Regions from separate parts of the Homo sapiens genome. Here region 2 is linked to region 1. Evidence: read pairs that join two places in POLR2A ChIA-PET (ENCODE). Cell type or tissue: Panc1. All regions are shown on one strand. Each heading gives the region's core, and the rest is flanking DNA. Links, peaks and the distances in the headings are about the cores only.

What was found. Peaks named below come from ENCODE experiments on the same cell type or tissue, not always from the same donor. Only the 100,000 strongest peaks of a DNase experiment are listed, where the experiment ranks them.
Region 2: POLR2A ChIA-PET joins it to region 1 with 5 read pairs; 1 of 35 experiments calls an interaction of 5 or more read pairs at or near these places.

Annotation. Positions count from the first base shown.
Region 1 is chr7:36,760,608-36,768,412 of GRCh38, forward strand. No RefSeq gene overlaps it. Among named protein-coding and RNA genes, the nearest start is that of AOAH, 40 kb to the left of the region's middle. RefSeq lists an enhancer at 1,906-3,105. In Panc1, for the core only: CTCF peaks have their summits at 4,384 and 4,583; no DNase peak of the experiment used is centred there; H3K27ac peaks cover 299 bases.
Region 2 is chr7:36,493,677-36,501,069 of GRCh38, forward strand. No RefSeq gene overlaps it. Among named protein-coding and RNA genes, the nearest start is that of AOAH-IT1, 100 kb to the right of the region's middle. In Panc1, for the core only: no CTCF peak of the experiment used is centred there; no DNase peak of the experiment used is centred there; H3K27ac peaks cover 942 bases.

The DNA of each region.
Region 1 (7,805 bases), core at 1,746-6,745:
TTAGGTGATTCTCCCACCTCTGCTTCCTGAGTAGCTGGGACTACAGGTGCATGCCACCACACCCAGCTAATTTTTGTATTTTTTTTTTTTTTTGTAGCGATTGGGTTTTGCCATGTTGCCCAGTATTCTCCATGATATTTGACTCCTGTTGTATACTCCTTGGTGTAATCCCTTCACCTCAAGGGTGGACAGGACTTGGCACTTCCTTCTATCCCACAGAATATGGCAAAGGTGGCAGACGTCACTTTTAAGTTTAAGACTCCTTCACACTGTTAAACCCATCCTAGAGGTGCTTCTGGCTGGCTCAATGAAGTAAGCAGCCACACTGGGGGGTCCATGTGGGAAAGACTGTGAGTGGCCCCTAGTTGCTAAGGGCAGCCTGTGGCTGACAGCACAAAGCCCAGAACTCAGTCCCGCATCTCCTTGGCTATGAACTCTGTGGATAACCTGAGTGAACTTAGAAGGGGATCTCCCCCAGAGCCTCCAGGAAGAAACGTAGCCCAGCTGACACCTCCATCCCAGCCTTGTGAGACCTGAGGCAGGAAATCCTGCTAAGAGGTGCTTGGATTCCAGACTTGTGGAAACTGTGAGACAATAAATGTATGTTGTAAACTGCTACATTTCTGGTAATTTGTTATGCTGTAGTAGAAAACTAAGGCCCTCCCTTCCCCCAGTGGACTGTGCCCTGACAACTGTGCTCTGTGTGAAGGGCATGCTCGTTAAATACTCATCCCAGGAATTCTTAATGAATGAATGAAGCTTATAACACTCCACACCACATCACATACAATTCATGAAAACGTTGGAGGCAGAACTTCAGCATGAGCGAAGTATCTGTTTTTTAGTTTGTTTCTTTTCCCACTTCTCCATCCTCATCCCCATGTTAATATAAACAACAAGGTTACAGAAATAAAAATAGAAAACCAAAACAGTAGAAAAAAAATGGAACACCTATTTGCTAACCCCCATAGCTAGCCTAGTTGTTAATGATTAACCAAGTCACTTAAACCTGAGCTTCCTGGCAGCCTGGTGAGGAAGGAGAAAGTTTATGAATTCCATGGTTCTCGACTGTGGGATTAGGAAGTCCAGATCAGGTCTTTAGGGGGGCACAATATTTTGCACTGGATCCGTTTTTTTCTTCTTTTTTTTTTACTACTGCCCTTTGGAGCTTAGAACATGGTCTGTAAAAGTGAGCTTTCTCTAGGCAGGGCTGGCTTATGCTGTGGTATGAGAATCTCTGGAAGTTGATTGAAAAAGATTATGTATATGTTGAGAACTGCAGAACTCTGGGCACCTAATGACTCAGTACAAACCTCTGTACTAAGAGATGACCCAACTCTAGCCTGGCTTCTAGCGTCCCTGTCCATAGGATGCCCCAGCCCCTACTTAAATGCCTGCCTGAGGAAGCTAAAACCTGCCAGGAGAATTTACTATTTGTTCAAGCCAACACCTTATGTTAGGTTCCTGACTCTTTCCTTAGAGCATTTACAAGGAAGGGCTTAGACTTGCTCATTCTACATGTGCAATATGAAAAATATAGTTAATAACTGTGTATTGTATTCAGAATTTTTGCTGAATGAGTAGATTATAACTGCTCTGGGGTGGGGACTGATGAGCAACTGCGTGAGATGATCAAACGTTATTTTGTTTCACTGTAGTAACCATGTTACTATATAGTATCTCATAACATCATGTTGTGTACCTTAAATATACACAATAACATTTATTTAAAAATAAAAACAAAAAGGGCTTACATTTGTGAATATGCATCTCCTGTAACTCTGAAGTATCCTTCTCAAGGACCCGAAAGCCATTACTGTGAAAAGTCATCATCAGGAAGGCTAGGGCCCCTGTCCCCCATCTCAGTAGGTGGGTAGAATCCTAACTTGTCAACTCACAAACACAGCTGGCCCAAAGGCATTAATGCTGGCCAACCCTTCGCAGTTCTTTGCCTCTCTGAATCTGCTGAGCCCCTGCTTACCCCCTCCCTACTCCCTCACTCCCTTTGCAATCCCAGTCACCTCTATGCAAATCACAATGGAGTTCAGTTCTTTCTCCTCCCATCAGTAATTACTGAATAAAATCTGTTTTCACTGCTTTAACTAACATCTAGCTGGGTCTGTCTTTGACAATGTGTATATGTCTATGCATTTGTATGTGAGATACACATGTGATTTTAAAGGAGACCCAAGGAAGAGCTCCCAAACCCACCTGGGAGCCTGGAAAGGCTTTCTGAGGGTCCTAAGCCATGTCATGGAGGTTTGCTACCAGAGAATCCAGGAGAAAAAAACACATAAATGCTGGTAGTCAAATTCCGTAAGGAAATAAACCCAGCTTTTTGTTTGTGTATTTGTTTTGTTTTTGTTTTGTTAAGCAGATCACCTTGATGGGACAATTTGGCCTATCCAGGCAGGATCAACAAGAGGAATTCAAGGAGAAAGCAAATTGTTTTGCAAATAGAGTAAGATATGTTTTGCATTTCCAAAGGCAATGCAAGAAGGAAGGACAAACGGAGGTGGGAACAGGCTCAATCCAAGACGAGGTGAGAAGAGCTAGGGAAGACAGAGAATCCAAAGAGGGCAAGAGGCAGTGTGTATCCTGTACGCCAGTGCCCCAGCTTCTAGCTATATTTTTGTCCCCACCAGGCCTGAAGCATGACTCAGCACTTAATTACATTCCCAGAGGAAAATCCACCTCACAAGCATGACTGGTGATTTCAGTGGAAGAGTCAGAAGAAGCTTTTACATCTCGCACAGTCCTCATCAATTCCTTCCTGATCTGTCCTTTCATCTCAGTCCCCACTCAGAGGCTCTGCCTGCTGGAGAGAGGAGTGGGAGAAATGTCCTTCTTCAAAGCCAGCTTCACAGGCCCATAGCCGTTGAGGTTGCATAGGGCCCCAAGCTGAAAGAGCCCCATTTAAGATTTAATGCTGTGCTCATGCCCTCTTAAAATTATTGCTGAACTCTGCTCTGTAAGTGAAGTCCATGGGGCAGCAGCACATGCGCAGGAGCATGGAGGAGGCGTAATATGCATGTCAGCTGCTCTTTGCTGCCCATTCCCATAGAACATTTGCAATGCCCCAGCAGCAGAGGATGGATGCTGGCGGTGAGAGGTGAAGCCGGCTGGGCTTCTGGGTGGGGTGGGGACTTGGAGAACTTTTCTGTCTAGCTAAACGATTGTAAACGCACCAATCAGCACTCTGTGTCTAGCTAAAGGTTTGTTACAGACCAATCGGTCTGTAAAACAGACCAATCAGCTCTCTGTAAAATGGACCAATCAGCAGGATGTGGGTGGGTCCAGATAAGGGAATAAAAGCAGGCCACCCAAGCCAGCAGCGGCAACCCGCTTGGGTCCCCTTCCACGCCGTGGAAGCTTTGTTCTTTTGCTCTTTGCAATAAATCATGCTGCTGCTCACTCTTTGGGTCCACAACACCTTTATGAGCTGTAACACTCACCACAAAGGTCTGCAGCTTCACTCCTGAAGCCATAGAGACCATGAACCCACCGGGGAGGACCAGACAACTCCAGACGCACTGCCTTTAAGAGCTGTAACACTCACGGCGAAGGTCTGCAGCTTCACTCCTGAAGTCAGTGAGACCAGGAACCCACCCAGAGGAACGAACAACTCCAGACGCGCCGCCTTTATGAACTGTAACACTCACTGCGAAGGTCTGCAGCTTCACTCCTGAAGTCCGCAAGACCACGAACCCACCAAAAGGAAAAAACTCTGGACATGTTCGAACATCAGAAGGAACAAACTCCGGACACACCATCTTTAAGAACTGTAACACTCACCACCAGGGTCCGCGGCTTCATTCTTGAAGTCAGCAAGACCAAGAACCCACCAATTCCGGACCCAGTGGTTCCATGGAGTGTGGAGGTTCAGCAAGACTCAAAGTGAGAACGTCACCAACAAACTGAGTATGTCACCAACAAACTAAATTCTTTCCCAAGTTGATGTCGGTCTCAAAGAAAGAATATCCAATTGGAAAAGGCCGTCAGGTTTCATTCACTGGCCAGAGAATGAAGAACGTGATCTCTTGCTCTAAATGCACCTTCTCCCTAAACAATAGAAGGCGTGGGGTTGTGAAGGACTGGGTACAGGGAGGGAGAGGCATTGTTAGCATGTGGAGGGTGGGACTCCAGACACCCAAGCTCAAATTTATAAAAATTTCTTCATATATCACATGTACACAAAATGGTAGAGATTTTCTTTTAGGGGAGGGAATTTTAACATTATTATGATATGTTGATGACCCAAAGGCAACTAGGGGTCGTCTATTCCTGTTTGTGCCAGTTTGGGAGTGTTAGCTCCCTCTGGTATCTAGTCAGGGGTCAAGAAGCTCTGGCGCCATCTCAGGCCATTCGGTTTCTTTAAGCAGCTGCGCTTGTAAATTAAGGGACTAAGGAAAAACAGTAAGAAAAAAAAAAAAACTTTCCCAGTTATTTCATCAGAGCTGCCCTGGTAACAAGTACAAAGAGAATGCATTGGGTCTGCCAGTGAAGAAGCAAGCCACTGACAGCCCCAAGAAACCACACTTTCCCTTCAAACCAGTACTTGCTTGCAACACAGAAAAAAGGCAATGTTACTCTAAGAAACAACCAAGAACCCTATCATATCCTTTCTAACTCGTGTGATATCAGAGCAAGATAAGACTAGGAGAAATGTCTTTCAGAAACCCCAGGGGATATTAGTGGGGACGGAGGTGGGAGAGGGAGAGCTCTGAAACGTCCCCTGAGTATAAGGGAATTTCAGCCTTTAAAATTAAATATCAAGGAACAGGGAGCCTCCAGCTGGCTAGAGGACTCTCAGCAGTAAACACCTGGGTTACAATTGTGTCATGATCCCTAGAAAGAGGGGCAATATTATCAAAAGTCAGTTCTGCTAGTTATAGGAACACTGGCTGCTGAAACAGATAACTCCTACACATAATAAAAGTTTATTTTTCACTGGGGTAGAGTCCCAAATAGATGGTCCTGGTCATCAGCAGGTGTTGCTCTCCCAAGTGGTGATTAAAGAACCTGGACCGCTGCCTTCCTATGGCCCCACCACCCTTATTCCGTGGCTCTCCAAGTTGCTGTGGTCCTCTGCTGTAGTCTGTAGAAGGTGAAGAGCTTGGAAGATCTTGTGTAGGAGGTTCTTATAGGTCAGGCCTGGGAGTGGCCCGCATCACTTCTGCTCACATGCTATGGGCTAGAACTCAGTCACATGACTACACCAATAGCAAAGAAGGCTGGGAAATGTAGTCTTTCTGGTGTAGCCCAGAGGAAGAGGAAATGGGATCAATGAATACTAGCCAGTGAAGAAGTAGGGAAGGCATCCCAACAGAGGGAACGGCATCAATAAAGGCATGAAGGGAAGAATGCTATGGTGTCAGCAGGGAATTAAAAGCTACTTTAGGGTTGTCAGAGTGTTCCGAAAACAGAGAAGTTACCAATGGAATGCCTTTCGTCTAGCACTCGGGCCATCTCTCTTGTATACGACTAGCCATGGTTGGAGCATTTTAATGTGAAGAGTGTAATGAATATTTGTATACTGGCCAGGGGAGTGGTGTGGGGCAACTGCCTTTCCTCTTCTCTTCCCTGCCTTCAAAGTATTAAGATAAGCCATAGAGTGGGTGCAGGGAAGAAGAGGCGTGGAGTAGGGTGATCAGGCTGTAGCCTGGTTAAGTTCTTAAGCTACAATGCTTAAGAACATCATCTTGTGCTTCTGGATAGCTTGCCATCACTGTCAATCAGACAGAAACTTGGAGCTGACACTTCAGGTATCAAGAATTAGCATTTGGTTGGCAAGTTCTTTGTCTTCCTTTCCCCCAGGAGCTTCATGTGCACTATTGGTGACTGGACACAGAAAATGGAGGCAGGACTGGTTTTAACATGACTACCAGCAGCCATGTTACTAATCTAACTGTTCTCTCAGGTACACCCACCTCCTGCTAATGGCTTCCTCAGGCTCTTGCTGTGCTGTTTTATTTCTTCTTTCAAAATGCCTAGAGAAAGAGCCTAGAGCTTTCCAGGGAAATAGTGACATCCTCTGGGAACACGATCCATGGCCAGTGTGAGGTGTATTATAAGGTAAAGGAAGCAGCCATCTGCATTAACTAAGTCTAGCCAAGGAAATTGTTTCTGTCTGCCTGTGCTTGACAAATCAATTGATCTGTTACACTGTTCCCTGGATTTTCTGAGAGCAAGCTCTCAGCTTTTCTGCACAAATATATCCCAGTATTGAACTCAAGTAATAGACAGAAGGTTATCAGTGATTATAAGAGAAAAGAGCCTTTCTATGACATCACTTCTCAGCTCGAAATTGCTCTTATCTGAGCAGTTTCCTGCGTCTTTACACAAAGCATCCCTTGTTTAGGGATGCTGTCTCTCTTGTTCCTTACAGGTTGCACAAAGTGAGCTGCTAAAGAACACTAGCTACAGCCACCACCTTCCTTCCAGACTGTTTTTTATTGCCCTGTGGCTCACTTCATGATGTTCATACAAATCCTTCTCAATGTCCACTTCTGCCCCCGTCATACTGCAACCAAAATGTCCCAAAGCGACATGAACTGATGCTTCATGCACTTGTGGGAAGGGCTGGCTTCATAATTTGCAGGGCTCAGTGCCAGATGAAAATGTGGGAGCCCTTGTTCAAATAACAGGAAAAAGTCCCATCCAGGGTACTAACTAAAATACAGATCTCATTTCTCTTTCTTCTGCAGTTTCTCTCTGGCCTTGCCGTGATGTTTGTTATCTCTTTGTTTAATATTATTCTAAGGAAAGAAAAATTAAACCCTTAAATTATTAGCTTGAATTTTCTCATTCATATTAGTATTGTGCAATATAATTTAAAATGCAATTATGAGGTTTAAATGCAAATATAAGGGCACTTAACTCTTATATGGAATCACCAAAGCCACACAATTCCTATTTCCTATTTCATACATTCATATATGTTTATTCTCTCCAAAAGAGTGAAAACGCTGCACAAAAACAAAACCCTCATTCTTTTTGTTTCACTTCTTCATGTGCACACCTGCTACCAATACACTCTGCCTTTGGCTTACTGATGAGGAAGGAAGGACAGAAAGGAAAGATAGGAAATGGCCTGTCTTTCCCTTTCCTTCTATGCCATCATTTTCAGTACATGGTTGGCGACTACAGGGAGCTAACAAAAATAAGAGAGGCCATGGCAGGATTCCTTGGTCATTCATGTTTTTCAGGATACCACTGCCTCCTTTCTGCATGTGAAGAAAGCTCTGGCTGGAACAGAAAGCACAGCCTTCAGGACTCCTCAGGCCCCCCACTCACTCAATTGTACACATAACACACTGACCTTGAACTCCCTTTGAGTCCTGCTGAACTCCAATGCATATGGGCCAACCAGGATTCTATACTCATGGTGCATCTCAAAGGCACATGGGGTGGTGAGGACCAGGACCATGCACATGATAAAAAGTCTGTTCTGCTCATTGCCCATGCTCTATTGCCCCATTGGACTTCATTTACAAAACGCAAGCTCAAAGAAAAAAAAAAATTAGAAATTTCAGGATGGCTATGGCACAGCACTAGACAAAGTGTGGGGCCCTTCTGAGGCTGGCCCTGGGTGACTGCATAGGTCACTTGCCTGTGAAGCCAGTCCCGATGGTGGACCACTCCGAGACAGAAATAAACTACATTTGGATAGCTAATCCTGCGGGCCTGATTTTCTCCACCAGAATTTTGACAACGGTAGTCAGATAGGACACATATAGATCTTACATTATCTGGGAGGATTTTGAATTATTGGATCATAACCGGGAATGAAAATCATAACCAGT
Region 2 (7,393 bases), core at 740-5,739, 270 kb before region 1:
GCTGGGCTTTTTTTTTTCTGCCTCTAATGCAGTGCACCATTGCAGCCTTTTTTTTTTCCCCCAGTGGACTCCTCCACTATCAACTTTCTTCCCCAGAGGAGTGGTACATTATTTGCTACAATCAATGAACCTACATTGACACATCATTATCACCCAAAGCCCAAATATTTTCTTTATGTTTCGTTTTCTTCAGTTTGAGTATGATATGCCTAAGTGTAGATTTTTTGACACGTTTATCCCTCCTTGGTGTTCTCTGAACTTCTTGGATCTGTGGTTTGGTGTCTGACATTAATTTGGGAATATTTGTCATTTTTGCATCAAATATTTCTTCTGTTCCTTACTCTTTTTCTTCTCTTTGTATTCCCACTGTAACTTATGTACAGTTCTTGGATATTCTGTTCCAGTTTCCACCCCCCACTTTCTCTTTTCAGTTTGGGAAGCTTCTGTTGACATATCCTCAAGCTCAGACGTTCTTTCCTCAGCTGTGTCTAGTCTACTAATGAGTCCATCAAAGGCATTCTTCCTGTTACATGTTTTTTATTTCTAGCATGTCTTTTTGATTCTTTCTTAGAATTTGTATCTCCTTGATTACATTGCCCATGTTTTTTTATTTAATTTTTAATTTTTAATGGGTATATAGTAGGTATATATATTTTTATATATATGCTTTCTATTACATGTTTTTTAATTCTAGCTTGTCTTTCTGATTCTTTCTTAGAATTTCTATCTCCTTAATTACATTGCCCATCTGTTTTTTTTTAAATTTTTAGTTTTTAGTGGGTACATGGTAGGTATATATATTTATGGGGCATATGAGAAATTTCGATACAGGCATACAAGGCATAATAATCACATCAAGGTAAATGGGTATCCATCGTCTCAAGCATTTATTATTTCTTTGCATTATAAACATTCCAATTATACTCTTCTAGTTATTTAAAAATATATAATAAATTATTATTGACTGTAGACACTCTGTTGTGCTACCAAATACTAGATTTTTTTTTTTTTTGAAATAGAGTCTTGCTCTGTCGCCCAGGCTGGAGTGCAGTGGTGTGATCTTGGCTCACTGCAACTTCTGCCTCACGGGTTCAAGTGATTCTCCTGCCTCAGCCTCCTGAGTAGCTGGGATTACAGGCATGCATCAACATGCTCAGGTAATTTTTGTATTTTTAGTAGAGATGGGGTTTTGCCATGTTGTCCAGGCTGGTCTCGAACTTCCAACCTCAAGGTATCCACCCACCTTGGCCTCTCAAACTGCTGGAATTATAGGTGTGAGCCACCACGCCTAGCCCCAAATACTAGATCTTATTTCTTCTATCTAACTTTTTTTTTGTACGCATTAGTCATCCCCACTTTCTTCCCCTCCACTGTGCCTAGGCTCTGGTAACCATCATTCTACTCTCTGTCTTCATGAGTTCAATTGTTTTAATTTTTAGCTTCTACAAATGAATGAGAACATGTGACATTTGTCTTTCTGTGCCTGGCTTATTTCACTTAACATAAAGACCTCCAGTTCCATCCATGTTGTGGCAAGTGGCAGCATCTTGTTCCTTTTTATGGCTGAATAGTGCTCCATTGTGTATATGTAACCACATTTTCTTTATCCATTCATCTGTTGATAGACACTTATGTTGCTTCCAAATCTTGGCTGTTATGAATAGTGCTGCAAAACATGGGAGTGCAGATATTGCTTTGATATATTGATTTCCTTTTTTGGGGTATATACTTAGCAGTGAATTGCTGGATTATATGATAGCCCTATTTTTAGCTTTATGAGGAACCTCCAAACTGTTCTCCATAGTGGTTGTACTAATTTACATTCCCCCAAACAGTGTACAAGGATTCCCTTTTTTCCACATCCTCGCCAACATTTGTTATTGCTTTTGGATATAAGCCATTTTAACTGAGGTGAGATGATACCTCTTTGTAGTTTTGATTTGCATTTCTTTGATGATCTGTGATGTTAAGCACCTTTTCAGATGCCTGTTTGCCATCTGTATGTCTTCTTTGGAGAAATGTCTGTTCAGATCCTTTGCCCATATTTAAGTTGGAGTATTAGAATATTTTCCTGTAGAATTGTTTGAGCTCCTTATATATTCTGGTTATTAATCTCTTGTCAGATGGATAATTTGCAAATATTTTCTCCCATACTGTGGGTTGTCTCTTTTCTTTGTTGATTGTTTCTTCTTCTTCTTCTTCTTTTTTTTTTTTTTTTTTTTTTGAGACAGAATCTTACTCCATTACCCAGGCTGGAGGGTAGTGGCATAATCTTGGCTTACTGCCACCTCCGCCTCCCGGATTCAAGCGATTCTCGGGCCTCAGCCACCTGAATAGCTGGAATTACAGGTGCACACCACCACACCTGGCTAATTTTTGTATTTTTAATAGAGACAGGGTTTCACCATATTGGCCAGGCTGGTCTTGAACTCCTGACCTCAGGTGATCTGCCCATTTCAGCCTCCTAAAGTGCTGGGATTACAGTTGCGAGGCACCATGCCTAGTCTGTTGTTTCCTTTGCTATGCAGAAACTTTTTAACTTGATGTGATCCCATTTGTCTGTTTTTGCTTTGGTCGCCTGTGCTTGTGGGGTATACTCAAGAAATCTTTGCCCAGATCAATGTCCTGGAGAGTTTCCTCATTGTTTTCTTTTAGTAGTTTCATAGATTGAGGTCTTCTGCATATGGATATCCACTTACCCATCTGTTCTTACATGTTGTCCATTAGAGCCCTTAGCATACTCTTCATAATTATTTTAAATTCCTAGTGTAATAGCTCCAACACCCCTGTCATATCTGAATGTGCTCTGATGCTTGCTCTGTCTTTTCAAACTGTTTTTGCCTGTTAGTGTGCCTTGCACTTTTCTGTTGAAAGCCAGTCATGACATATCTAGTACTACTTCCATTGGGCCAGGCATGGTGGCTCACACCTGTCATCCCAGCACGCCTGACATCCCAGCTGAGGAGGGAGGATCGCTTGAGGCTAGGAGTTCAAGACCAGCCTGGGCAACAGAGTGCGGCCCCGTCTCTACAAAAACAAAACAAAACGAAACACCCCCACCCCCCACTTACACTGGATGTTTCTGCTTCTGGGATTCCACTTCAGTGAGTTGGAATTCTCTGTACCTTCCTCTCTCTCCAGTGCTTGGGAAATGGTTTGCCCCGTGACTTCAAATCTCTGGCAGATCTAAGAAGGGTTGTTGATTTTTCAGCCTGTCCAGGCTTTTTCTTGTTAGGATGGAGTGACAACTTTCAAACTCACTACATGCTGGATCAGAAAACAGAAACCTCTCAGTGTAATTTCAAATTACATTTATCTAATTATAAGTGAAGTTAAACAGATTTTTATATTTTTTATGTGTAAGGTGCCTTTGATTCTATTTTCTCTTAACTTTAGCCATTCATATCTTCTGCCAATTTAAAAACTGAATTGTTAGCTTTTTCCTTCTTGCTTTTTAAGAACTCTTCATGTCCTGGGGAGATTAGCTCTTCGTCTGTGAAATGGGGTGTGTGTCCCCCCATTTTGCCACTTGTCTTTTGACTCTGCTTACAGTATGTTTTCAACGTACAAAAACTTTTACTTTTAAGAAGTCAATTTATCAACATTTACATGGTTTCTGGGCTGGGTGCAGTGACTCATGCTTATAATCCCAGCACTTTGGGAGGCTGAGGCGGGTGGATCACTTTTAGCTTAGGAATTTGAGACAAGCCTGGGCAACATGGTGAAACCCCATCTCTACAAAAAATACAAAAATTAGGTGGGCGTTGGTGGTTTGCACCTGTAGTCCCAGCTACTCAGGAGGCTGAGGCTGGAGAATCACTTGAGCCTGGGAAGCGGAAGTTGGAGCGAGCCAAGATCTCACCACTGCACTCCAGCCTGGGCGAAAGAGTGGGAACCCATCTTGAAACAAACAAACAAACAACAAACAAAAAATGGTTTCTGGGTCCTGAGTCAGGCATGAATTCTAAAAGAGTTTGGAAATGCATAATGATAAAGAGGAATTATTTTATTATTATTATTTAAAACACCGTTTGCCATAATTGCTCTGTCTCCCAAGGGAGTGGCATACTTTCCCTCCAGAGCAGAGTTTTTGGCAACCCCTCCTTGCCCCTACTAATGAATCATTTAATGTGAAAAGAGAGCCCTCAGAGGAACAACATAATGAGAAAAGACACAATTTACTCTGCACAATGATAAAGAATGTGTAAGTTTCAAGGAGTACCTCCCTTAGGGCTTCAAGGGAGGAGTGGAGGGAGAGGAGGAGCAATGAGCAGTGTCGTGGGGCCAGCTGCAGAGGAGGGGCCCCGTGGAAAATCCCGGGGTGGGGCACTAAAAGGCAGGGACGTGTGACTGACTTCCAGTTTTAGGTCATGTGCTACTCTGTGCTACAGGATAACTTTCTGCATTATTCCCAAACCATCATTAAATATGCACTGGCACAGCAAACAAGAAGAAAATGGGATGAGGTATGGTCAAGAAAGCAGAAGAGGACAAATGTGGTGGCTCACCCTGTATTCCCAGCATTTTGGGAGGCCGAGGCTGGAAGATCAATTGAACCCAGGAGTCAGACACCAGCCTGGGCAACATAAAGAGAACCGGTCTCTACAAAGCTATAAAGAAAAGTTAGCTGGAGGTGGTAGTGTATGACTGTAGTCCCCGTTACTCGGGAGGCTGAGGCAGGAGGATTCCTTGAGCCAGGGGATGGGGGATGGGGTTCGAGGCAGCAGTGTGCTGTGATTGTGCCACTTCACTCCAGAAAGAAATAAAGCAGAAGAAAGCTAAAGTGGATTTCTAGCAAGGAAGATAAGAAAGTGCAGTTTGGGTCTGACTCAGGAGTAATTGTGAGACAATTCCTTTCCCCCAAATAGCCCAGAGCAGTGGTTTGCCACCTTAGCTGCACAAGAGAATCACCCAGGGGAGCACTTTGGAACCACAGAAGCCTAGGATTTCACCAGGCCAATTAAATTCAATGCTCTTTGGGTGTGGCCCAGGCATCAGGAGAGTTTTGAAAGTTCCCGGGTTATTCCAATGTACAGCCACAATTGAAAACCACTGTCTAGATCAGTGCTTCTCCAACTTTAACGTGCAAACAAATCACTGAAGGATACTGTTTAAATGCAAATTATGATTTAGTAGTAGGCAGGCCCGATATTTTGCATTTTTAACAAACTTCCAGGTGATGCTGGTCTGATGACCACATTTTGAGTAGCAAGGGATAGAGGTAGCTGACATGTGGGTTCCACATATTGTCAAATTGGCGTCCAGAAGGTTCTAATTTACACTTGTAGAGATTGCTACTTGTCCTTCTGTATCTATCCTCCCTTCTCTCCTGGTAATAGAACTGCCTATTTTCAGTTACCCGCTTGGCTAGACAAACATTTTTAGCTTTCTTTAAAGCTGCATGGCCACGGGACTGAGCTGGGCCTCCTGGGGTGCAAGCGGAAGTTGCATCCTCAAGGAAGAAAGAGTGGCCTTTCCTCTCCCCTTCCCTCTTCCTGCTGGCTCAAATGCAGTCCTGGTGGTGTTGCTTGGGAGGCTGTCTTGAATCACAAAATAGAAGTTATATGCTGAAGGTGGCGGCAGCAGAGAGAAGTGTGTTCGGAATTGGTTCCTTCTGGTGGGTTCTTGGTCTCGTTGACTTCAGGAGTGAAGCCGCAGACCTCTGCGGTGAGTGTTACAGCTCATAAAGGTAGTGTGGACCCAAAGAGTGAGCAGCAGCAAGATTTATTGTGAAGAGCAAAAGAACAAAGCTTCCATAGCATGGAAGGGGACCCAAGTGGGTTGCTGCTGCTGGCTCGGGTGGCCAGCTTTTATTCCCTTATTTGGCCCCGCCCACATCCTGCTGATTGATCTATTTTACAGAGTGATTATTGATGCATTTACAGTGCTTTAGCTAGACACAGAATGCTGATTGGTGCGTTTTTACAGAGTGCTGATTGGTGTGTTTACAAACCTTTAGCTAGACAGAAAAGTTCTCCAAGTCCCCTGACCCAGAAGCCCTGCTGGCTTCACCTCTCAATCCCCCCTCTAAGCAGGACACCCCAACTGCTGTTGGGAATTGGGCAATGACCGTTCTAGCTACTTCCTGCTGGATAGGGGCAAAGAAGGGGCCCTGCAGCTGTAGTACCCTCCAGAGGGGAACTCTTTAGGCCAGTGAAAGGGCCAGTGGGTTGGTCCAGGGGTGCTTGGTAGAAGTTATTAGTTGAGCTCATTTGGGGTTCCATTTGTAAGACCATCTGTAGCTTGATGGCCTCAATCCTAGAGGAAATAAATTTGACAAGGAGGTTAAAAATACAGTGCCCAAAGGCAAGTAATAGCAGGATGGCTGTCACAGGACCTAGAAAGGGGAGAAGCCATGTTGCCCAACTCCAGAGGTTGGTATAAGAGTTTGAAAGGCATTGTCTGATTTCAGAAGCCTTTTCCTGTAAATGCCGGTTGGCATCTCATACTATCCCTGACTGGTTAGTGTAAAAACAACACTCTTCCCCTAAGAAGGTGCAGAGTCCTCCTTTCTCAGCAGTGAGGAGGTCTAGGCCTTGGCGGTTTTGGAGAGTCACTGCTGCCAAAGAGTCTATTTGGGATTGTGGAGTAAGGATAGACTTCGTTATTTCTTGCAAACTGTCTGAGAAATCCTTTAAGAGTGTTTGTTAGTAGGATAATACATGTTACACTGTTAACTTTTAGCAAACTTTACTTTAGTTGAAAACCTTGTAAGTTTGGGATTTTAATTTTTCTTTGCTATTAATAAAACCTCTTTCAGTCCATATTAACTTAGAATTGGTATAGATGGCTCCTTCCTGATTCTGTAAGTACTTTAAGGTTTGGCTGAGTGCAAACAACTCACACATTTGAGCAGACCAATTATTAGGCAATTTTCCTAACTCTGCTTTTATAAGTTTCTTTATCATTTACTGAATACCCATTGTGTCTTTTTTCCTCAATCACTTGGGAGGAACCATCTATTGTCCTGTCCTGAAGGGAGTTCCTCCTAGGTCTGGTCAGACCTTTGTATGGTTATTAGTTAAGATTTAGATCCCCTGTTAGGAAAGCTGCTGGGTTAAGGATTTTTGATAGGAAGGCTATGGGTTGTCAGTGGCCTCAGTGCTTTTGGGCTACACCCTTGTTTACACTGACAACAAGGTGGTATTGGAGTGTTATAGTGTCATGAAGAAGACCTTCAATGATCAATTAAAGGTTTTAAATTTACCCTGGCTTTTAAAGGAATAGGGTACACTGTTTTTTCCTTACTACTTCCATCTCTCTTTCTTTCTCTTTGACTTCTTGTCTGTCTCTTTCTCTCTTTCTCTCTGACTCCCTCTTTGTATCTTCCTCTCTTTCTTTGACTTTCTGTCTCTCTCTCTCTTTCTCTCTTTCTGACTTCCTCTTTGTCTCT